Linked DNA regions of Homo sapiens: region 1 is linked to region 2. Evidence: read pairs that join two places in POLR2A ChIA-PET (ENCODE). Cell type or tissue: PC-3. All regions are shown on one strand. Links, peaks and the distances in the headings refer to the core of each region. The heading gives the core; the rest is flanking DNA. Region 1 overlaps NFIX (nuclear factor I X). Region 2 overlaps GCDH (glutaryl-CoA dehydrogenase).

Region 1 (16,380 bases), core at 3,313-11,312, 140 kb after region 2:
AGAATACAGACAGGGGGTGTAATAAGTGTATATCCTCTGGCTATAAATAGCCACCAGCCCCACACCAAATATGTGGTCACACCAGAGCCACCTTATAAATACCCGTGCTGGGCTATAAATTTCTGAGCAGTGACGTCAGCGGGCATGGTACCTAGTTAGGGGGTGGTAGGAGGGACCTGCGGCCCCACCCGGACACATGACATCATTGTTTCCTTAGTAACAGGAATGCTCCCGGGGGACCAAGTGAAGAAAGGCCTTTAAAGGGAGGAGGCAAATGGATAGGAAGCTTGAGTTGGGGGTGGGTGCTAAGCCTGGGCTGAACAGGGTGAGGTCTCCTGGGCAGAGTCCTTAATGGGTGAGACAGGCCATCTGCCCTTGGGTATTTGACCCAACGGGAAGCAAGGCAGTAGACTCCGTTTCCTTTCATCTTTAGGGGGTCTCAAGTCCCCTTTCCTGTGTGTAGCAGATTCTGCCAGCCTTGGCTGTGTGTCAGGGAGAAGAGGGGAGCTACAGAGTCTTCCCTGTCCTTCTCTCTCCCAGGTGACCTCTACAGGGCTCTGGGGCCACTTGCTTAAGGGAGACCCGACTTCTGCACCCGGTCATATCCTCCCCAGGGCATGACCACTTCCCCTACCAGACGTAGTAGGCCAGTTTCAGCCTTAGTAATCTAAGAAATATGTGAGCAATTTGATGCGGATCTCAGAGAGCCTCGTGGAAGTAATGGCGCTGAGAGATGGCGCCTGGGGAAGAAAGAGGAGACAAGGATAGTATTCTGGCCCCAGAAGAAACTATGAGGTGGGATATAATCTTTTTAGGTGTATGGGAGATTGCTTCATATAGGGTGGGGAAGAACTAGTCTTCATAGCCCTGAGCATAGAGGAGGAAATTTGCCTTTGGCAGATGAGGGGATTGGAAGAAGGCTGGATGACCAACTCGTCCTGGTTTGCTCAGAGTTTCACAGCCCCTCACCTCGGTAAACCCCTCAGTCTCCAGCAAACTGGGATTGTTGGTCACCCTAGAACAGTGATTTTCAACCAAGGGCAATTTTGTCCCGCAGGGAACATTTGGCAATGTCTGTGAACACTTTTGGTTGTCACAGTTGTGGGGGGAGGGTGCTATTGGAATCTAGTGGGAAGAGTCTACTGCATATGACAGTCCCCCAGGAACAAAGAATCATCTCGCCCCCAAACGTCACAAGTGCGGAGGTGGAGAAACCCAGCCTTAGAGGGAGAATAAGCAGACCCTGCTGTGCGTGGTCTCTCCTCAGGACGCCTCTTGCCTCTGCTAGCAGAGTGGGCTGCTTGGCTGCCTTCCTGAATTTCTTGCAGCTCTTGTTTTCTGTGCTTTGATTGGTTGTGTTTAGGGTTCTGTGGCCTGGAAACCTTTTCTAGGAAATCGTGTGGCTTCTGAGAGGGTCTTTCCCATCTCAAAGCTCAGAGACCCTTTGAGACAGTGCCATCTCAAAGTGAGACAGTGCTGACAGCAAGCCCTGCCAGGCAGTATGGTATTGGTGTGGATCCTTCATCTGTTATTTAAAAAAGAATGGAAAAATCATCAAATACCTATCCCTTATTGCCTACCAAAGAGTTTCTAAAAGGCAAAGCCTGCCTGTTTTCCCTGCCTTTCAGGTCACCTCTTCCCATATAGACCTGAACAGGCCACTGCGGCTCCTGGGGCTTCCTGAGCGTAGCAGTCCCAGGGTGAGAACTCACTTCCATAAAAGCCAGTTTCCCAGACCCAGTGACCAGGGCTGGACTCTGCCACCCAAAGAAGCTTCCCAAATGAAACAAATGAGGCAGGAGCAGGAGAGAGCCAAATCCTATTCTGGCACATGGAGTTTACAGAAATCTAGGTTCTAAGTGTTCTCATGTCATTTATAGAAGTTTCCGTTTAGCCCGGCATATGTGAAATGTAATCATGAAAGCATAGCAGACACTGTTTTTCACCTGCCTTTAGTGCCTGTTTAGTTTACTACCTGGCTGCAGTTGACTTGGCGCCCTCTGGCCTTGACCACATGCATAGCGTGGCCAACTGGGTCATCGTTTCTGCTGGCCTCGGACAGGGCCCACAGATGAAGGCCAGGATGGTGGTGGTGGCGCAGTGGTCTGGTCTGCACCAGAGATTTGGCCAGAGAGAGGGGATCAGCTGGGCTGTGGGCTACCCGTTGTGTGTGTCAGGCCCAACTTTTGAGTTTGGACTTGAGATTGAGGCAGCTAATAAGCGTGGATGGGGAGGAAGGGCCCAAGGGTCTACATGCAAGGTCCTGCCTGCTGTGCCAAAGGGGACTCTGTGGGGAACAGTGCTGGCTCCGAACACAAAGGCCATTGCTCCATGGAGCAATAATCCTCAGGATATTGCCAGCCCAAAAGATATGGCCAAGAGAGAGGCCTCTGCCCTGAGGACAATGGCCAGATTTCTCTCACTTATTTATGGTATCGTGGTTTACAAAGTGGGCCCAGCACACAAATCTCTGGGCATAGTTTCAAATACATGCATTTCTTTTAAATTAAACACCCCCCCCCACACACACACATACACGTGTGTGTGTGTGTGTAGGGTCTGTTCAAGCCCTGCTGCTGCCCAGGAGTGTTCCCAGCCACGTGGGACAGTAACTGAGGATGATGGTACTGAAGCCACTGTCTAATATTAGATTTTGTAACTCAGAGATTCATTAATATAATTACTCAGATGCCAGCCTGGCTTGGCAAGGCCTCTTGAATTGTGTTCCTCTTCAACAAAGTGCTCCGGCTGCAGAAATGCCCCTGGTGAGCCTGAGCTCTGCTACCTTGCCTGTGAATGGGGCAGAAGGCATGTGTTGGCCTCCTCACTGCACCCTGGGAGAGGCAGTGCATCCCCATGGTGGCAAGTCTTGCCTTTACATGTCTTGTCACGAAAACAGGGACCTTGGAGAGTCTGCTGCAGAGGGGAGCAATCTGCTGGGCGAGGCCCCGTTTCTATGCAAGTTGGCCCTGGGCTCAGCTGGGGGCCAGTTTATTTTGCTCCGTTGTGATACTTAGCATGCAGTTTTTAGTTTCTCTTAGGCTGGAATCTTGGAGCTGGGACTGTGTTTTATCCGCCTTTGCATCTGTCTCTCGCGCAGCTTATAGTTTTATACGCTCCATAAACCCATTTTGAATATTGAATTACCTTCAGATGGGAAGCAGCCCATGGCCCATCCTTGAGATGATGTAAAGGCTCACGATGGTATAAAAATCAGAAAGGGGGCTGATGAAGGAAGAGAGCCAAGATGGGAAAGTGGCAGGTGTGCTCTCTGAGTGGGCATTATGAGGGGAGAATCCTGACAGAGGAGGGGCAGTGGAAGCTTCCAGAATGCTGGAAGGAGTGTGGCAGGCAAGTGAGAAGCTGTGGGTTAATGGGTTCAAAGAGACTTGGTTTTTCAAAATACTTGTTTTTATTTTATGTGAATGAGCTCTCAGGAAAATGGGGAAGGAGCAGCCTTCTTCTCAGCCCCTTCCTTCACCCCTGCCCCCGCTGAGTACCTTGTTACAGGGGCTACTGCTTGGTGGGCTCAGCCCACCCCACCCTCTCATAGGCCTTTTCTTGGTCTCCTTGGCTGTCCCTGCTAAATAGTCATCTTTGGGGACATCCTCCCTTTTGGCCACAAAGCACACAGCCCCCCAGAGGCCATGTCCTCTCCAGACTTGGTCTGCGGAGCAGCCAAACTCACTCGTGACAGGGTCTCTTCCCGTGCCAGATCTTCCCTGCCACGCTAGCCTGGTGGATGCCCTGCGGCAGGGATTGGCAGGGATCAGTCCTGGGCCCACTGGGATTGCTTGCCTTTTGCTCTGAGGCTTTTCCTCGCCTCCCTCCCTCTCCTCAGGAGCCCTGGCCTCCAGGCTCCTTGTATGGACAGACTCATGGCTGCTATTCCTGCCCTCCATCTCCTGGAGACCCCTTCAGTCTGGGCCTCTCGGGTCAGAGATGACTGCCGTCCTCCAGCTGGTACATGTGCTTGCGGCTCTGGTAGCTGGGTTTGGTTATTAACAATGAATTATTAAAGGAATGTGAATAGGGAGGGAGGTTTGTCTTTCACACACTCGCGCACACACACAGCCACTTCTCGAAGCAGATCTTAAAGTTGATTCTGCTGCCGCTGCTGTACCTTTGCTTGCCTCGGATCTTAGAACTGTTTCCAGTAGTTTTTGAGTGAATTCCGAGCACTCCACTTTCTACCTTAAGACTCTCTAGATAGCTCCTTCCTCCTCTCTCACCTGGTCCTAAACCTCTTTCCTCTGGCCCCATGTGCCAGTTCTTGACTTTCTCTGAGACCGGTTTTCCCCTCTGAAGTCCTCCTTGTTCAGTGGAAAGGTAGCTAGAGGCCCACCAGGCACCCGGTCTTGGTAGTGTCACATGCCACAGCATGACAGTAACATGAGGACATTTCCCTCCTTGCTACCACTCTTTGGGCTGGAGTCCACTTGAGCATGAAAGTTCAGGAGGCCAAGCCTGCCTCTCACAAACTCTGGACACACAGGGGCTTAGTTTCACGATCAGCTGATTATGTTGTTCTATGATTTGGGGAGTGTGCCTGGTACGTACAGTCCCTCATCTGTCCACTGTTTTAAAAAGGTTATTTTTCTTATTATAAGACTACTGTACATTCATAATAAAAATACAAAATTAGCATGAAGTCAGGGGGTGGAAATTAAAATTATACAATTATGCCACTGAAATAACTGCTATTAACTTTTGTTGCATTTTCCCTTACTTATTCATGCACATATTTTATTTTTTACTGGAATTTATAGTATAGACACTTAGGGATGCTGCTTTTAAAATTTAATACTGCAGGGCGCAGTGGCTCATGCCTATAATCCCAGCACTTTGGGAGGCCGAGGCAGGCAGATCACGAGATCAGGAGTTCAAGACCAGCCTGACCAACACGGTGAAACCCCGTCTCTACTAAAAATACAAAATTAGCCAGGCATGGAGGCACATGCCTGTAATCTCAGCTGCTCAGGAGGCTGAGGCAGGAGAATCACTTGAACCCGGGAGGCAGAGGTTGCAGTCAGCCGAGATCGTGCCACTGCACTCCAGCCTGGGCAACAGAGCCAGACTCCGTCTCAAAAAAAAAAAAAAAAATCAGTACCATTGTGTATTCTACTATGTCGCTATTTTTCAAAATCTAATTTTTAGTGGTTTAGCATCTTTTCTTTTTCTTGTTTGTTTGTTTGTTTGTTAGTTTTTGAGATGGAGTCTCGCTCTGTCGCCCAGGCTGGAGTGCAGTGGCGCAATCTCAGGTCGCTGCAAGTTCCGCCTCCCAGATTCACGCCATTCTGCTGCCTCAGCCTCCCGAGTAGCTGGGACTACAGGCGCCTGCCACCACACCTGGCTAATTTTTTTTTTTTTTTGTATTTTTAGTAGAGACAGGGTTTCACCATGTTAGCCAGGATGGTCTTGATCTCCTGACCTCGTGATCCGCCTGCCTTGGCCTCCCAAAGTGCTGGGATTACAGGCATGAGCCACTGCGCCTGGCCTTAGCATCTTTTCTTGTTAGCTGCATTACCCCTAAATTGTCAACTTTTCTAATGACTTCTGTCCCCTATTCCCTTTTGAAAATGAGAAATTACCTCTTATTATAAGTGTAATAGGTGCTTACTGAAAAATAAAAACATGCTTTTACATGCTTTTTTTTTTTTTTTTTTTTGGAGACAGAGTCGCTGTCACCCAAGCTGGAGTGCAGTGGCACTATCTCAGCTCACTGCAACCTCTACCTCCAGGGTTCAAGCAATTCTCATGCCTCAGCTTCAGGAGAAGCTGGGTTTACAGGTGTGCGCCACCACACCTGGCTATTTTTTTGTGTGTTTTTAGTAGAGACGGGATTTCGCCATGTTGGCCAGCCTGGTCTTGAACTCCTGGCTGCAAGTGATCTTTCCGCCTCAGCCTTCCAAGTGCTGATATTACAGGAGTGAGCCACCATGCCTGGCCTGAAAAAGAAAAACATGCTTTTAAACAGCTTCATGAGATTTCATCATGCCAGAGCTGATGTAAACCCCACCCCCACCCCCACTGAGGCCTTTGAGTTGTGTTGCGTTCATCCCCATTGTAAATTCTGCTGGGATGGACATCCTATTACACCAAGCTTTGTAGCTGTATTTGTTACCTTCAGCTAATGCTTCCTAGCAGTTGAATTACTAGGCAAAAGGTATGGACTCTCTTGAAGGCTCTTCGTCCATCCTGTTAAATTGCCATCTGGAAACTTGACACCCTCAGGCAGCACGCAAGGATCCATCTCACTCTGTCCCTGTACCCTGATCCTATTCCCCAGAGCCTCAGAAAGATGTTGCCATCATTGTACATATCGTGTACATTGCACATACATGTCATGTCAGGATGCACTTTTACAAGTCAAGTCTCCCATCCCTGTCATAGGTGTATGTCCCGTTCCTGTATTTATTCTCTGCATCAGCTCACACATTCCTTGATGGACACATGGTGTTACCCAGTGTAAAAGCTAATCATGGACATCAGCCCACATTCTCACACCCTCCAATCCATGTTTTTATGAATCTGAGGTGCCCCCTTCCAGGCCTCTGCAGCCACTTCCTGTTAGCACTGCTAGAAGGGGAGGGACCCTTGGGGGTCACCGTGGCATGGCAGTTTCCTCTCAGCTTCTGGCCTTGGGACTGCAGAAGTGGCTCTTGAGACTGTCTGGTGGTGAGCAGGTGCTGGCCATGGTATCTTAATGGCAGCAGCCCCCAGGTCCACTTCTGAGGTGCAAGCCCATGCTGGCCGCCAGCACGTGCCAGAGAGCTCCTGAGGAAGCAGCTGCTGCTGACACCTGAGGCCAGCTGCGCAGTCTGCCACAAGGCCCCTGGGGCTGCCAAGGTCGCACATGTCCTCCCAGGACTTGAAGGGGGACCAGGGGAGGGTGAGCTGTTGCTGTGGACTGTGGACTTTGACATCACTCATAGACACCCCCTCTCTCACCCTTGCATCCCAGACAGTGTCCCCCAGGGCCATGCAGGCAGGGACACACAGCCCCCTTGTGCCCTGCCCCAAGTCCCTGTGTGTAAGTGAGCATGCTCTCATCAGACTTGGTCCCCACTGCCATGGCACTCTTATCTGTGTGCCTGAATATGCATGCTTATTCATCTCGAAAACTGGGCCGTAGGGCCAGGTGTGGTGGCTCATACCTGTAATTCTAGCACTTTGGGAGGCCGATGTGGGAGGATCATTTGAGCCCAGGAGTTCGAGCCTGGGCCACGTAGCAAGACCCCCATCTCTATAAAATAAAATTTAAAAAAAAAGAAAAAAGAGAAAATCGGGCCTTATATCATTTTCTACATCCTATTCGGCCCATGGAAGCGTAAGTGTCTTCAGCCTCTGTTGACCCTTGTCCCCCACCCTTTCTCTGTGATACTCCACCTTACCCAGAACCTGACTGTCCTCAGGCCCTGGGTAGTGGGAGCTGCCTCAAGACTCCTGAGGCCCCACAAGAGGCTTTTGAATTGCAGCAGTGGATGTGGGTAGTTGTGTAGGACAGAGGGAGGCGACAGCATCGTTTCTCCCCTTTCTTCCTTCAGCTGGGGCTGTGGCATGGCAGTGTGGGCCATCCAGTGTCTAGAGGGCTTGTGGCCACGCAGTCGTGGGTGGGATGCATATGTTCATGAGGTTTGCTCTGTTCTTTCCTCTGCAGGGTGTTCAGGATGTGCTAACCTGCGGGTGTCTGTGTGGGTGTCTGAGTGTCAGGAGGTGGGTGTCTGTGTACAAGTATGGGTTGGGGTGTGTGTGTATAAATGTCAGCTTAATTCACACCCCAACAACGTAAGAGGAAACTTCTCAGTCATGAGGTTCAAGTTCTTGTTACTCCTATGAGCTGTAGTAGGAGTGCAGTGAGTAGGGGGCACAGCAGGTATGTAACCCCTGGGCCCAACTCCAACCTGGCCCCTGTGGCTTGTAGCTTCTGAGTCAGAGGGCGTGCATGCTTGTGAGAAGTGTCAGGCCTTTCCCGTTCGCTCAGCAGCTGAGCAGTTCCTTTCTGGGGTTCTTTGTGAACCTGCCTCGCTATTAATCTACCTGTTAGTAAAAGAGATTACAATTGTCGTAATTACAGGGCGCTGCGTCTCCACCGTCAGGACTGAGCTGAGTGAGAGGCAAGGGATGGGAGGAACCCAGCCCCACAGGAAGCTGCTATTAAAAGCCCTCTGTTTGGATATGGCACAAAGACAACAACCCTTCCCGGGGGCTAAGGAGATCTGGGACAAGAGGCAGGTCAGGTTCCGGGGGTGAGGAGTGGGCTAAGGTCCCACTGCAGGCTGTGGGATGACACGGGATGACTGCAGTACTGAGGATGGTGAGAACAGCGGTGGCCCGCCGGCAGCTCAGATACCTGGGAGCAGCACAGGGCTCAGCACCCTGACCACATGGGCTCCATGCTGAAGGCTGCTTTACTTCTGGACAGGCCTTCACCTGCATAGAATGGAAGAGACCTGGTGGCACTTGTCATGGTGAGACAGTGGCTCTCTTCTGAGGGAGCTCCACAGCCACCATGGATTTAGGTGGACAAACAGTGGTATCCTGGTCTGTGGCTAGCATGGGCCCCAGAGCTGTGTGTGATGCATGTGTTCCTGATAGCACAGGGGTTCTCAGTGAGGGTGGTTCTGCCCCTAGGGTATATTTGGTAGTGGCTGAAAACAGTTTTGGTTGTCACTACTTGGGATGGGGTTGCTACTGGCATCTCGTGGGTGGAGGCTGGGATGCTGCTAGCTGTCCTACACTGCACAAGACGACCCCCCATAGAAGACAGTATCTAGCCCCAGCATGAGGGGTAATGAGGTTGAGAAACCCTGACTGAGGCCAAGGAAAGGAACGGCAGCAGGGCAAGCCAGGCCCAAGGAGGGCTCTAAGAACTCCCTGATGCTGAGTCTGGAGACCTTGGCCCACGGTGCTCAGCAGTCTGTTGCCAGGGAGGTAGGAGAGAGGGGCAGCAGGCACACTGGGTTGACAACTGCACTGTGTTGACCCCATGGCGGGCATCAGGGGACCACAGGCTGTGGTTGCGCCTGTCCGTTCTCCCTCCCTTTTCTCGTAGGCTTCTTCCTCCTCCAGTGCAAGAGCTGGATCCAGGATTGGAGAATTTGCTCTTGCCCACCTCTCCATGTCCTCGTTGCCGACTGAGGCACCTGGGAGTGAGGGGCTTGGACATTCTTCCTCAGCTTGAGCCCCATGGACCCCTCCAGGTGGGAGGAGTCCAGAGGAAGATACGCAGAAATAGGAAGGGCTGACACTCTCCAGCTTCCATCTTGCAAGGACACAGGCCCCACCCTGGCTTCTCCCCAACACACATCTGGCCTGGTTTCTGCTCTGAGAAATGGAGCTGGGTGGGGCAGAGGCCTGGCAAGTAAACCTGGATGGAGTGTAGGAAGCCTCCTTCCACCATTCATTCCTGTTGACCAAAGGGGCATCCCTGCAGGCACTCCTGCCTCCTTTTCCACTTTTGTTTTCAACTTTGACTCCCACTACCAAGGAGTTCTCGGGAAAGAGGGTAGGCCTGTGGGTTAGGAGGGCACCATGGAGGGTAGTCTGTGGGGCTGGGTGAGATGGGTGTGGGAACGCAGCCCTGTGTTTAAGGGTATGTGTGCTGCCTGCTTGCTGTGGGCAGGGTGGCTTCTGATGCCCTCCCAGCCCTTGGGCCACTGTGTCTTGTGTTTTCTGCAGACAAAGCATGGAGATTTTCAGCTGTTGTGAATTCTGCGTTTCACACCGAGTCCCTAATAGTGGAATCGCGTTGCCTTCCCCCCCCCTCTTTTTTTTGCCTTGACAGCTCCAACCTTATAATTTTACCTTCTTTTTCCTTGCATACACTCTTTTTCTTCCCTTTCCCGTTCCTGGGGCTTTTGCCATTCATCGCTGGGGACCCCCTTTAGGAGGGATTGCTCCTGACAAGAGGGGAGGGGCTTCCTGTCAAACATTGGGAGTTGATGTTTTGTTTGGTAAAATGTCTGTAAATAGGCTGTGAGGCAGTCGTTCTACATGGATCCCTGTGTATGCCAGCGTCTTTTTGTGTCTGAGCATGTCTCCAAGCATGTGAATGTCAGGAGCAGAGAGAAAGGGAAGGGAAGAAGAAGGGAGGAGAGAGAAGAGGGATGGTGTTTGGGGGCATTGGGATGGCTCTCTTCCTTCTTGGTCTAAATCACAGAGCCTGATCAGGAGAGGGTCAGAGTTCCAGACTCTTGAAGAGTCAGGAAGAACATCAGAAGTGAAGCTACTGCCATCTGAGGTGGCCCTGGGTTGGCTATTCACAGAGGGCTGGAATGGGATGATGGGGCTGTACTCCCCACTAAGGCTGCCAGATCTGGAACTTGACCTTGAAGTCTAGTTATCCAGGACTCTTAAGGCTCTGAGGGTAGGTTGTAATGGAGACTGTTTCTCCTGCCCAGCATCAACGATGAGCCTTGGATTCTTGGGATCAATATCAGTCTTCCACCGTGAATGGGAAACCCATTTCTCCCTGGAGACAGGTTCCTCTGCAAGACCACTCCCTTATTCTTTTTTCTTTCTTTCTTTCTTTTTTTTTTTAAAGTAGGACGCCTTGTTGCTTTAGATGGACTCCTTTGTTAAGCTTCAGGTAGCTTACCTATCCTATGATTTGATTTACAGCAAACTCACTAAAAACATTGGTCAGTTTGATTTCAAAAACGTGGCCACATCCATTTTCCCGCCATCAGCTTTCCAGACCACAGAATGCTCTGCTTTTGAGCTGCTCCTCAGCTGACACCCTCCTTGAATCCATTTTGAGTTGCTCTTCCCTGGCCCCATTAGAAAATGTCGGCTCTGACTACACCATGCTTGCGAACAAAGGTGCAGAACAATTTTGGCTGCTTCGTCCAGGAAATAAATTCCTCTTCGGTGCCAGAAACCATTGAGTGGTGCCATGTGTTGAGCTCTAGGCCCCAGAACTGTGGGCAGGGTTATTGCTCAGGGTGAGGAGTGTGGAAGCATAGGATAAGGAGGCCATGGGGAGGAGACCCTTGCTTCCCGGACATCCCCACGTACTTTGGGTCAAGAACCTGAGGACTTGCCATGTCCCCTGCTCTCTCTCTCCTGGCTTTCCATCTGCAGTTGCCCATGGTATGGCTGGTCTGTGGACTTGGGGAAGACAGGCCCCTCTCTTTGTCCCATGGTGGCAGCATTCCGGCCCGGTTAATTGCATGCCACCCTTCCCAGGTCCTCTTGTTCCGTCTGCTCGATGAAGGTAAAGGCTGATTTCCCTGGGATCTGCCCATGCTCTGCTTCTCGACCTGTGTTTTCACCTGTAATCAGCAATGCCACTTATCAGTGTCTCTGAACCCTATCTCATTTAAGCCCATGACAGTCCAGTGAACTCGGCACTTTTATAATCCTTGTGTTATGCCTAGAAGCTGGCAGACGGAAGAATCTTGCTCAAGGCCACCCACTAGCGAGCAGCAGCCCTGGGGCCTGTCCCCACCCTGCACATCTGCCCCTCACTGCTGACCACCCTGGCTTATCTCAGGGTCTGATTTCTCCTTGTGAACTCTAAACTCTTCTTTCCAGCTACCAGGCAGATGCCTTGTGGACAGCTTGCCCCCGTATCCACAAGGTACCTCCCAGTACTCCTGGCTGCCCTCTGCTCCCTGCTCCATTCCTTGTCTTGGCTGTGGGCATCACCACCTAGCCAAGCACTTGAGCCCTCACAACCAGACTAACCACAGGCCGGTGAAAGGGCTGAAGCCTCCCTGCCTTTTCACCAGGCTGAGTTTTCAGAACTCAGTGTCTTCTCCTCTCTGTTGTATTTTTTTTTTTTAATTCCCCATCTCCCCAGGTTGGATTTGTCTTTTATTAAGATATAATTCACATAATAAAATTCACTATTTTAAAGTGTACAAGGCCAGGCATGGTGGCTCATGCCTGTAATCCCAGCGTTTTGGGAAGCCGAGGCAGGAGGATTGCTTGAGGCTAGGAGTTCAAGACCAGCCTGGGCAACACAGGGAGACCTCATCTCTGCAAAAAATAAAAAATAAAAAAATTAGCAGTACTTGGATTTGTATTTTATTAAGATTTAAATCACATAATAAAATTCAGTATTTTAAAGTGTACAGGGCCAGGCATGGTGGCTCATGCCTATAATCCCAACATTTTGGGAGGCCAAGGCAGGCAGATCACTTGAAGTCAGGAGTTCGAGACCAGCCTGGCCAGCATGGTGAAACCCTGTCTTTACTAAAAATACAAAAAAAACATTAGCCAAGTGTGGTGATGCAGCCTGTAATCCCAGCTACTCGGGAGGCTGAGGCAGGAGAATCACTTGAGCTCAGGAGGCAGAGGTTGCAGTGAGACAAGATCGCGTCACTGTACCCCAGCCTGGGCGACAGAGCAAGACTCTGTCTAAAAAAAAACAAAACAAAACAAAAATTAGCCATGCACGGTGGTGGCGTGCATTTGTAATCCTAGCTACTTGGGAGGCTGAGGCAGGAGGATTGCTTGAACCCAAGAATTTAAGGTTGCAGCAAGCGATGATCACACTACTGCACTCCAGCCTGGGCAGGCAACAGAGTAAGACTGCCTCTAAAAAAAATAAAAAATAAAAAAATAAACTAAAAATTAAGCATAGGATTCAGTGCCATTTAGTACCTTCACAATGTTGTGTAACCATCACCACCATCTAATTCCAGAACAATTCCATTGCTCCCAAAAGAAACTCCATACCTATTAGTTGTTAGTCCCAATTCCTCATTCCTCCTAGGCCCTGGCAACCGCTAATCTGCTTTGTTTCTATGGATTTGCCTAGTTGTGGATGTTTCATATAAATGAGATCATACACTATGTGGTCTTCATGTCGGGCTTCTTTCACGGAGCATAATGTTTTCAAGGTTCCTATATGTTGTAGCAGCAAGTGTCAGTGGTTCCTTTTTTTTTTTTTTTTGAGACAGAGTCTTACTCTGTCGCCCAGGCTGGAGTGCAGTGGCGCGATCTCTGCTCACTGCAACCTCTGCCTCCTGGGTTCAAGCGATTCTTCTGCCTCGGCCTCCTAAGTAGCTGGGACTACAGGCGCCCGCCACCATGCCCAGCTAATTTTTGTGTTTTTAGTAGAGACAGGGTTTCACCATATTGGCCAGGCTGGTCTCGAACTCCTGATCTCGTGATCCGCTCACCTCGGCCTCCCAAAGTGTTGGGATTACAGGCGAGAGCCACTGCACCCGGCCAGTTCCTTTTTAAGGCCAAATAATATTTAATTGTATGGCTGTGCCACATTTTGTTTATCCATTCATACATTGATGGATATTTGGGCTCTTTCCACTTTGTGGTGTGAGTAATGTTGCAGTAAACATGCATGTACAAGCATTTATGTGGATGTATGTTTTGGATTCTCTAGGGTATATACTTAGGAATTGCCCTGTCCTAGAGTTTCATAACTGCATTCCTTGTGCATCTTGTCTGCCCAGCAGTGCTGTCCCCTTAGTGGGCACCCAGGGTCTCTCTGGGTTGGGCCCCTGCTGACCCTTCCATCACTGCATTTCTTTACTTCTCCTATACTGCATATTCCAGCATTTGGAGCTCTCTATAGCCCCTGAGTGTGCTGTGCTATTCCTGCCTTTGGGCCTCTGCTCATGTGTATCTGGCATGGTCCCTTCCCCTTTTGTCTGACGGCCTCTATCTTTTTACCCCCGGCCTGGCTGTCACCTCCTTGGTGCAGCCTTGTCCCGCATCACTTCTCATCCTCTGAGGCCAGTCCCTCCCTCTGAGGGGGCCTCCATTTTGTCCATTACACACCAGCTTTCAGCTGCAGGGGGGTGTTACCCAGGCAGCTTCTCTGGCTCTGTATCTGTGTGGTTCCTGGCGTCTAGCAGGTGCCAACAAACACATGTGGAATTAACTTTAAGGCACTGCATGTGCTTTTCCAAGTGTGCATGTCACAGATCTGTGTGTGACCCACACAGATTTGTATGTCTGCCCCTGCAGACATACAAATGAATATAGAATCAAGGTGTACCTCCCATTACTCTCTGGACCCCTGGGTGTCGGTGGCCTCATATTTGCTTCTCTGTGACCCAGACAGGACTTGGAGAGCTCTAGAGTGATTCTGAGGAAACCCAGTCCCCTTTAACCCAAACAGGTGACCTAACTGTTCCAGACTACTGGGGAAGCTCTGGTCACAGGGGACATGCGACCTGTCTTTTGGCTCTTTCCCTTCACTCCTCTAAGCATGTGGCTGAGTAGCCTGCAGACAGATGGCCTGTCCCTTCCGTCCTTCCAGACCAGCCCCCTTGGAGATGGCCCTGGGCAGGGAGAAGGCAGGCCCCAAAGCAGCCTCCAGGTCCCGGGAGAAAAGCATAGTTGCTACCCTGGTGTTGTTGGTAATGACTTGGCAGTGGAGGGAGGAGGGTGCATACCTCCAGGAGGATAGTAGCAGGGGAGCCACGGAGTAGCTGCCCCATGGCTTGGGTACTGTGCTGCAGATCTCATCGCTGAAGGTGTGGCTAAGGCTGTCCCACCAGGTGTTTGGGATGCTGTCTGGCCCCTATACCAGCCCCACTCAGGGCCAGAGGGCTCTAAATGAGTCACTCAGCTCTGGCTTTGCCAGGTGGCCCAGGGTAGGGGGATGCCTCAGGTGGGCACATCACGGTGCTGCCAAAGACTCAAGGAGGAAGAGGGGTGTGTCTGGCCACTACCCAGAGCTCACTCAGGGTACTAGGGATGGAAGGGAAGAGGAGGGGAATGCTGTCTGACCTGACAGCATTGCACAAGTCAGCCGTCCTGCAAGGTGGCTCTTTGCTGCTTTTCTTCTCGCTGGTTCTCCCCTGTCCTTCTCTAGCTGGGATTCCAGCTCTAGTCAGCCAGTGACATCTCCCCCGTACCCAGGCCAGTGAGCCAGATTTTTTTCCAAGCCTCAAGTCAGGCAGGTTCGGGGAGGAGACAGCCTCTCAGGCGAGTGAGCTCTAGAGGCCCTTCCTCGGAGAAGCCCAGCCCTCCTCCTCCTCCCTTCTTGGCCCTCTCCTCTCCCTGGGCCTCTTCCCCACGTGGCTCATTACAACTCCAGTTGTTCAGGTCTTGACCTCAAGAGCCTTCCCTATTGACCCCTGACCAGCGATACTAATCTGTGTCAACAGGCCCCAGGGGTTAAAGAAACACAACCCGCCGCTGCCGCCTTAGCAGGTGCCTGGAGGGGGCGGGGCGGCTCCCGGGAGCAGCCGGGCGGCTGCGGGAAGGCACTTCTTAGGCGCCGCCTCCTCCTCACAGCGCCCGCCTTCTCCGCTCCGGCTTCATGCTCTCCAGGTTTCTCCACTTCCTTTGCAGACCTCCCTCCTGCCGATTACCCACTCCTCTGTGCCCCATTTCCCTTCTGTCTTTCCTTTGCTGTCCACTCTGCTTGCAGGATTTGGGACCAAACGCCCTCAGGCATCCAGGTGGTGCCCGGGTTGATATGCAGCTGCCTGCCCTTGCACCTCTGGGGGCTTGTTAAAATGCAGATCCTGGGGCTTGTCCAAGTGGGTAGGTCTGGGCAGGGCTCGTGAATCTGCATTTCCACCTAGTACCCAGGTGCTGTTGGTCCTCCAGGCTTTCCCCCTGCCTCTGCCAGCTGCTGCCTCTCTGAGATGTGCTCTTTTGTCTCCAGGAATGGAGCCATCCTTAGGAGACAGAGGCACACTGCTGGCCATCTAGGCTGGGGGTAGAGCCCAGATGGGAGCCCACCTGGATGGCACGAACCACCTGAGTGATCCCCCTGTTCTCAGAACACAGGTGGGTCACCTGAGGATGTCCTGGTGACGATGCAGGAGCTGCCAGGCAGGACCACCATGAGTCACTGGGGGTCATGCCAGTGAGCTTCCTGCGCTGCTGGCCCTGGCTCTGCTGAGGGCCATGTCAGGGTGAAGGGGGCACACTCCTGGCTTAGATAAGACAATCCAGATTCTCTCAGAGAAACAGTCACATGTCAGACATGTGCCCTTTCTTGGGCTGAACCTAGAGTTGTTCATAGCCTGGCCTTAACCCTGCCGATTCCATATACTGTGCTCATCTCGACCCAGTTGAGGCTGTGCTTCTGTGCTTCTTGGAACGGCTCGGCTCCAGGGCCGTGAGGTTGGCACCCCCTGCACCCGTCCACACACACAGACCAGAGGAGTGAGGATGATGAGGACAGGGACATTAATCACAGTTCTGTTCTGCCTGGCACTGCAGCCCAAGTCCCCAGGAGTCTGTGTCTTCCCATGTTCCCTTCGTCCTGTTCACAGGGAGGTGGAAATCCAGACAGAAACCTGCCTTCTCCTCCATCCCCACTTGAAGCTGCTGGTACTGCCTCTGGCCATCCAGCCTTAAGACGTCCCTTCCTTCCGTGTGGCCCCACAGCCACAGGCTGCCCCTCCTGCACAGTGCACACATGTCTGGCAGGAGATGGCCCAG
Region 2 (8,291 bases), core at 292-8,291:
CAGGTAAGCTCCGAAGGCAGCCCAGGGGTGAGGCCCGACTCCTAGCAGGCTGGTGGACGCAAGGGAGTGAGCGAAGCTACACGCAGGAATCAACGCTCCATTTTGTTAAGAGACAAAAGTCATCTTCAGATGACGGTGTTTGCACCCTGTAACTGATGGTGATTTACATGGGGGTCCAGAACCCCTTGCTTGGTGGGAAGACAGATGTGGAAAAAGATACTTAAAAAAAAAAAAAAAGTGCAAACCCAGCATGCGCTATGTAGAAATAGAGGGAGGTATGAGGACCCCCCGGGCAGAGATGCTTCCAGACAGAGAGAACAGCAAATGCAGGAGGGGTGCCTTCCCTGCGCACCTTGCAACCCCAGATCTTGTCTCTATCTGGCATCTGGGGGGTGGGGGGATCCTACAAATGTGAGAATGACCCTGAGGACAAGCAGCGGGCGCCATGAGATGGTTTTATGCAGAGAAGGGATGAGTCAGATTTGGTGCTTTAGGGGCTCGGCGCAGTGGCTCACACCTGTAATCCCAGCGCTTTGGGAGGCTAAGGCAGGAGGATTGCTTGAGCCCAGGAGTTAGAAGTTATGATGAGCTATGATCACCCCACTGCACTCCAGCCTGGGTGACAGAGTGAGACCCTATCTATATTTAAAAAAAATAGGTTTGTACTTTAGGAAGTAAACAGAATTGGCTCTAAAAAGGAGGCTACAATCTGCCTTCTGCTTCAAGGAGCTGGGGAGGAGCAAAGGATGAGACACCAGGGCATGGGGTGTGGGATTCTCTGGGAGAGGCGGCTTCAGATGGGCAGAGGTCAGCTGAGGCAAGTGACTGCTCTTCCGATGTGCTGTCCCTCCTATCCCTCCCGAGGGTAAGAAAGGGCTTGCTGTGTTTCCTTGGAGCTCAGGGGTGCTTTCAGCCTCTGTGGCAAGGAAGCGTGGCCAGGTTGAAAATCAAACATTTAATAAACTGTGGGGCTGGGGGTGGGGAGAACTTGCCAAGGGTGGGGAGCACGAAGCCTGGGCCTATGGCAGGGGCTGGACTTGCTACATTTTGGGAGTTCAGCACAAGGAGCTTTGGGTTTTTGTTTTTTTCTGCCAAGATGCATTATAGAACCATGAAAAACAATTTCTCAGTGTGGCCCAAATGGTGGCCTCACAGTCTTCTCCTGGAGACTGTCACTAAGGCGTGAGTCTCCCGGCAGCTGTCAGCATTCACCATCTCTGTTGGTCTGTACTTCTGAAGCAGTGGCCTGGGGATACATGAAAATTGATTTTAAAGGGAAGTTGTGAGCTATGAAAACTCCAAACCGACTCTGTATTAATCTTGTCCAGGTACACATGACATTCACGCCCTGATCCTTGGGAGAGCTATCACGGGAATCCAGGCGTTCACGGCCAGCAAGTGAGCCGCTCCATCAGGGGCCCGAAACTCTCAAGCCCCTTTCTGGAGAGATGCCTGGCTGGACCGTAGGAGCGCTGTGCTCTGAGCTTAGAAAGGGAGGTGGCGGATGGAGTGGGAAGTGAGAGACACTGATTTTTAAATATCAAAATTTCCCTTCTGAAGTCGTTCAGATGTGTTCCTTAAAAAGAAGATGGAATTCTCTGTAGAGCGTCTCAATCCACTTTTAACCATGGATGAGAGCAGACTCCATTTACCCTGAAATAGCAGCTTCTCTTGAGAGGAGAGTGACATGGAAGCAACTCCGTCTGCTGCAGCTGACCCCCTCACACTGAGTTCACAGTGCGCCCTCCCTCCCTCCCATCTGGGGGTAGTGCCTTATGCTGGGTGTTGGAGCAGAGTGAGGGAGAGGAAAATAAAGACCTGCACATCTGACCCCAAGGTGTCAGGCCGGTTTACTGGTAACCACCTGAGAAGTAGTTTCAGCCACAGAAGAAACGAACACGTCTGGGGGCTGTGAGTTGCCGGGACGTGGTGGGGACTTTCCCCTAGAGTGGTCTGGCCCCCATCTGAGTCTTAGGCTCTGCTGTAAAAAAGAAACCCAGGTTAGCAGTGCCGGTCTGTGCCAGGGCTGTGGGCAGAGGGGATGATTTCTGAGTGGCAGGGGTGCAAGGGACTTTGTCCTTTCTGTCACCACAGAGCTGCTCATACAACAGTGGGACATGACAACGGTTTGGCTTCTCAGCTCAGACACACCATGTTATAGGGGATCACAAACAAGATGGTGAGTGCACCAAGGGCTTTGCAGGGACTGTGGCCTGGCGGGGTCAGGGCTGGGTGCCTGGTTTCTGTTCACATTTACTCTTGGCTGGGCCATCCCTGTCCTCTTCCTCAGGCAGCGCCCCCCCTGTGAGTTTACTCATACCTCAGGCTGGAGACACAGGTCTTTGTACACAGTCTCCACGCTGTGGCAGACTTGTTTGAGCTCTGTCTCCAAATGGCTGATCTTTGCCATTTTCTGGGTGAACTCTTGGAGCTTTTCCTGGATGATCTTGTTGTGGTCATTATAAATCTGATAGATCCTCTCCTCTAATTTCTCTGTCAGATCCGAAACCTGTTAAACAATAAGATGTGTTCTCGGAAAATCAAACAAGAGGTATCACAAGACATCTGTGTTAAGTGGGTTTCTTAGATTTCTGCAATTTATCTTATGAAAATGACAAAATAGGCTGGGCACGGTGGCTCATGCCTGTAACCCCAGCACTTTGGTAGGCCAAGGTGGGTGGATTACTTGAGGCCAGGAGTTCAAGACCAACCTGGCCAACATGGTGAAAACCCATCTCTATTAAAAATATAAAAGCTAGGACGGGTGTGGTGGCTCACGCCTGTAATCCTAACACTTTGGGAGGCCGAGGCGGGCGGATCACGAGGTCAGGAGATCGAGACCACTGTGAAACCCCGTCTCTACTAAAAATACAAAAAAATTTAGCCGGGCGAGGTGGCGGGCGCCTGTAGTCCCAGCTACTTGGGAGGCTGAGGCAGGAGAATGGCGTGAACCCGGGCGGCGGAGCTTGCAGTGAGCTGAGATCGCGCCACTGCACTCCAGCCTGGGCTACAGAGCAAGACTCCATCTCAAAATAAATAAATAAATAAATAAATAAATAAATAAATAAATACACAAATACATAAAAACTAACTGGGCATGGTGGTGTGCACCTGTAATCCCAGCTACTCGGGAGGCTGAGACAGGAGAATTGCTTGAACCTGGGAGGTGGAGGTTGCAGTGAACCAAGATGATGCCATTGCACTCTAACCTGGGCAACAAGAGCAAAACTCCGTCTCAAAAAAAAAAAAATTAGCAAGGCATAGGTGACGCGCACTTGCAGTCCCAGCTACTCGGAAGGCTGAGGCAGGAGGATCACTTGAGCCCAGGAGTTGGAGGCTACAGTGAGTCATGATCACACTACTGCACTCCAGCCTGAGAGACCCTACCTCAAAAGAAGAAAAGAAAAACACCAAAAACTAAAACCCAGTGCAGTGACTGGGGGTCAGATTGCCTATATTTTAAATTTTTTTGCTTTTTTTGTTTTGTTTTCTTGCGGCGGAGTTTCGCTCTCATTGCCCAAGCTGGAGTTCAATGGCATGATCTTGGCTCACTGCAACCTCCGCCTCCTGGGTTCAAGCGATTCTCCTGCCTCAGCCTCCCGAGTAGCTGGGATTACAGGCGAGCGCCACCACACCCAGCTAACTTTTTGTATTTTTAGTAGAAACGGGGTTTCACCATGTTAGCCAGGCTGGTCTCCAACTCCTGACCTCAGGAGATCCCCACCTTCAGCCTCCCAAAGTGCTGGGATTACAGGCATGAGCCACTGCACCTGGCCTGTTAAATTTTTTTAAGAGGCAAAAGTATATACAGTCGTGTGCTGCATAATGACATTTTGGTCAATGTCAGACTGTATATACAATGATGGCCCATAAGAGTATAATGCCATATTTTTACTGTACCTTTTCTATGTTTATATATATTTAGATACACAAATACTTACCATCATGTTATAAGTGCCTACAGTATTCAGTATGGTAACATGCTGTGTGCAGGTTTGTAGCTTAGGAGCAATAGGCTCTTCCACGTAGCCTAGGTGTGTAGTAGACTATACCATCTAGGTTTGTGTAAATTCAATCTATGATGTTCAGATGATGACAGTGTCACCTAGGGATGCATGTCACAAAACTGTACAGTACAAGCTCAGCCAGGTTAGGAAGAAAGTACACAGAATAGAAGAGGCATCCAACAAAGTGGCCTCTGGGTGCTGTATCAAAATAAATAAATAAATAAATAAATGTTTTTGTATCTTTTCTACTAGAGGCCAAGGCAGCAGGGTGAGGAGTTCAAGACCAGCCTGGGTAACATAGCAAGATCCCATCTCTACAAAAAAAATGTTTAAAGAAAATTAGCTGGGCATGGTGGTGCACACCTGTAGTCTCAGCTACTTAAGAGGCAGAGGTGGGAGGATCATTTGAGCCCAGGAGTTTGAGGCTCCAGTGAGCTGTGATCGTGCCACTGCTCTGTAAGCCTGGGCAACAGAGTGAGACGCCACCTCTAAAAATATAAATAAATAAATAAAACAAGTGAGCCGGGCATGATGTTGCATGCCTATAGTCTCAAGCTACTCGAGAGGCTGAGGTGAGAAGATTGCTTGAGCCCAGGAGTTCAAGATTGCAGTGACCTATGATTCCACCACTGCACTGCAGTCTGGGCAACAGCAAGGCTTGTCTCAAAAAAAAAGAAAAAGGAAAATAAAGTCAATCTGTCATCAAGACACCTAGAACCAGCAAGCTGTCCCACTCATGTGACCCATTATGTATTTTGTTTGTTTGTTTGTTTGCTGGAATTATAGGCACGTGCTACCATGCCTGGCTAATTTTTTTTTTTTTTTCGAGACAGCCAAGATCGTGCCACTCTACTCCAGCCTGGGCTGGGCAACAGAGCGAGACTCTGTCTCAAAAAAAAAAAAAAAAGAAAAAGAAAAAACCAGAAAGAGGCAGTCTTCTTTTTCTTCTTTTTTTTTTTTTTTGAGATGAAGTCTTGCTCTGTCACCCAGGCTGGAATGCAGTGGCGGGATCTCTGCTCACTGCAAGCTCCGCCTCCCGGGTTCAGGCCATTCTCCTGCCTCAGCCTCCTGAGTAGCTGGGACTACAGGCGCCCGCCACCACGCCCAGCTAATTTTTTGTATTTTTAGTAGAGACAGGGTTTCATCATGTTAACCAGGATGGTCTTGATCTCCTGACCTCGTGATCTGCCCGCCTCGGCCTCCCAAAGTGCTGGGATTACAGGCCTGAGCCACCACGCCCGGCCCTCTTCTTTTTTTTTTTTTGAGACGGAGTCTCACCTGTCACCAGGCTGGAGTGCAGTGGTGCAATCTCGGCTCACTGCAACCTCCGCCTCCCAGGTTCAAGCAATTCTGTCTCATCCTCCCGAGTAGCTGGGACTACAGGCGCGCACCACCATGCCCAGCTAATTTTTGTATTTTTCATAGAGACGGGGTTTCACCATGTTGGCCAGGATGGTCTCCATCTCCTGACCTTGTGATCCCCCTGCCTCAGCCTCCCAAAGTGCTGGGATTATAGGCGTGAGCCACCACACCTGGCCCCTATTTATTTATTTTTGAGACGAAATCTTGCTCTCTAGCCCAGGCTGCAGTGCCGTGCAGAGCCACTGCACTGAGCCAATTTTTTTATTTTTAGTAGAGACGTGGTTTCACCATGTTGGCCAGGCTGGTCTCGAACTCCTGGCCTCAAGTGATCCACCTGCCTCGGCCTTCCAAAGTGCTGGGATTACAGGCGTGAGCCACTGTGCCTGGTCCCCCCATTATATATTCTGAAGAGGCATCAGGTGCAACCATTCATGTAGGACCTGAACATCACACCAGCTTTTGCAAGATGTAAGCCCTGGGCATGTGGAAGAAGCTCCACTCCCCCGTCACAGACCATTCGATGGCTTCTGCAGGACATATGGGTGTGACAATGCAAGTTGTGCCTCAACCCCCTACTCCCGTGGCTGCTCGACCTTGCGTGAAGTAAGAGGGCTGCGTGTTGGAGGCAGGAGGGCATCCAACGCCCCGCTCCCTCAGCCTGGCTCTCTCGTCAGGCAAATCATTCATTTCCAAGCCTTATCTATATCATGGGTCCAATCTCTTCTCTGTAGGACTATTCTAAGGGTAAATTGAGATACAGATGGTCCCAACTTACTACAGTTCAACTTACTACATTTTTGACTTACAGCATTTTCAACTCACAATGGGTTTATTGGGACGTAGCCCCATCATAAGTGGAGGAGCTCCTGTGCTGTGTGTGAATGGCCTAGCACCGTGCCTGGTGTACAACAGACACCATCAGTGGTTCATTCCCTCCCCTTTTGCATAAGGAATCCCCCCTCTCGCTGGGTGGAGTCTGTCACCTTGGTCTTCAGGCTGTTCCTGAAGTTGGTCATGAGTGCATGGTCCTTTTGCCGGCTCTTGTTGATGTTTTCGATCAGCTCCTGGGCTCTCTTCTGCAGGATGTCAATGCTTGAGTCCAGAGAGGAGAAGTAGAGTCCCGACTTCCCTTCCAGGACCGTCAGCTGGCAACTGGCACTGGAGGTGGCGACACAAGGGCAAGAAACCTGACTTCTCAGAGTACAGGAAGCGGCCAGGTGTAGTCGCTCATGCCTGTAATCTCAGCACTTTGTAGGCCGAGGTGGGCGGATCACAAGGTCAGGAGTTCGAGACCAGCCTGGCAACATGGTGAAACCTCGTCTCTAGTAAAAACAAAAAAACAAAAAATTAGCCAGGCACGGTGGCACGTGCCTGTAGTCCCAGCTACTTGGGAGGCTGAGGCAGGAGAATTGCTTGAACCCAGGGGATGAAGTTGCAGTGAGCCGAGATCACGCCACTGTACTCCAGCCTGGGTGACAGAGCGAGACTCCGTCTAAAAAAAAAAAAAGGACAGGATGCTGAGATCAGCACCAGACTCTTCCAAGAGCGGCTGATCTGAGAGAGATCAGGTGGGAGGGGACCCGCGTTGTTGCCTTCCATGGGTGACACGAGGCATGCTTCCTAGGTTATTCCATTCACACACACGCCCTGAATGATGAGAATGGCACCCCCATTTTATAGCTGAGAAAACAGACCAAGAGGCACGACTAAATATGCCCAAGGTTCCAGACCAAGGAGGTCTGTCTGTCCCCAAAGCCCACTGTTATTTTATGACACCAACTTGCTTCTTTGGAATTTTGGAATACCAATAATAGTGTCAATGCTTTCTTTCTTTTTTTTTTGAGACGGAGTCTCACTCTGTCGCCCAGGCTGGAGTGCAGTGGCGCGATCTCGGCTCACTGCAAGCTCCACCTCCCGGGTTCATGCCATTCTCCTGGCTCAGCCTCCTGAGTAGCTGGGACTACAGGCGCCCGCCACCACGTCCAGCTAATTTTTTGTATTTTTAGTAGAGACGGGGTTTCACCGTGTTAGCCAGGATGGTCTCCATCTCCTGACCTCGTGATCCGCCCGCCTCAGCCTCCCAAACTGCTGGGATTACAGGCGTGAGCCACCGCGCCCAGCCCAATGCTTTCTTTCTTATTTTCTTTTTTTTTATAGAGACAGGTCTTTCTCTGTTGCCCAGGCTGGAGTGCAGTGGCACAATCATAGCTCACTGCAGTGTCAGCTTCAAGTGATCCTCCCACCTCAGCCTCCTGAATAGGTGGGACTACAAGCATGTGCTACCATGCACAGCTAATTTTTAAAATTTTTAAATAGAGACTGGGCTTCACTATGTTATTCAGGCTGCTCTCAAACTTCTGGCCTCCCAAAATGTTGGGATTACAGGCATGAGCCACTGCGCCTGACTGATGCAATCAGCAATCTCCTGCAACCTCTGTCTCCTAGGTTCAAGCCATTCTTCTGCCTCAGCCTCCCGAGTAGCTGGAATTACAGGTGCACACCACTACACCCAGGTAATTTTTGTGTTTTTAGTAGAGACAGGGTTTCACCATATTGGCCAGGCTGGTCTCGAACTCCTGACAAGTGATCCTCCTGCCTCGGCCTCCAAAAGTGCTGGGATTACAGGCGTGAGCCACTGCGCCCAGCCTGATGCTTTCTTAAGTGACCTTCCTGTCATTAACCTGCTGCATCCCTTTCCCAACCTACTGGGTGATGTTGACCGCCTGGGGCTACAGTGTACCTGCACCTCCTTGCTCCCACCAGGTGAGGTGAATACCTGTTGAATTATATTTAAAGAGCATTTAAAGAAATGCGCACACACAAAAAGTTGTTGGTCCCATGTTGTACATGTAACTGTAATTATGTAATTCAAATATTGTGTTAACAAGTGAAATAGTGGCAGAAGAGTGACAGCTATCTAAA

What was found. Peaks named below come from ENCODE experiments on the same cell type or tissue, not always from the same donor. Only the 100,000 strongest peaks of a DNase experiment are listed, where the experiment ranks them.
Region 1: POLR2A ChIA-PET joins it to region 2 with 20 read pairs; 4 of 35 experiments call an interaction of 5 or more read pairs at or near these places.

The regions. Positions count from the first base shown.
Region 1 is chr19:13,036,708-13,053,087 of GRCh38, forward strand. The region is part of intron 2 of NFIX (nuclear factor I X); the gene reads left to right. Among named protein-coding and RNA genes, the nearest start is that of NFIX-AS1, 30 kb to the left of the region's middle. RefSeq lists an enhancer at 15,990-16,380. In PC-3, for the core only: no CTCF peak of the experiment used is centred there; a DNase peak (open chromatin) is centred at 7,944; H3K27ac peaks cover 416 bases.
Region 2 is chr19:12,898,140-12,906,430 of GRCh38, forward strand. GCDH (glutaryl-CoA dehydrogenase) reads left to right here. Exons shown (of 12, transcript NM_000159.4): 12 at 1,329-1,860. The coding sequence ends at 1,402. It overlaps SYCE2 (synaptonemal complex central element protein 2), which reads right to left. Exons shown (of 6, transcript NM_001105578.2): 3 at 6,353-6,527; 4 at 2,321-2,509; 5 at 1,865-1,981; 6 at 647-1,246. The coding sequence ends at 1,202. Among named protein-coding and RNA genes, the nearest start is that of GCDH, 11 kb to the left of the region's middle. RefSeq lists enhancers at 1,193-2,392, 1,791-2,060 and a silencer at 1,661-1,720. In PC-3, for the core only: no CTCF peak of the experiment used is centred there; no DNase peak of the experiment used is centred there.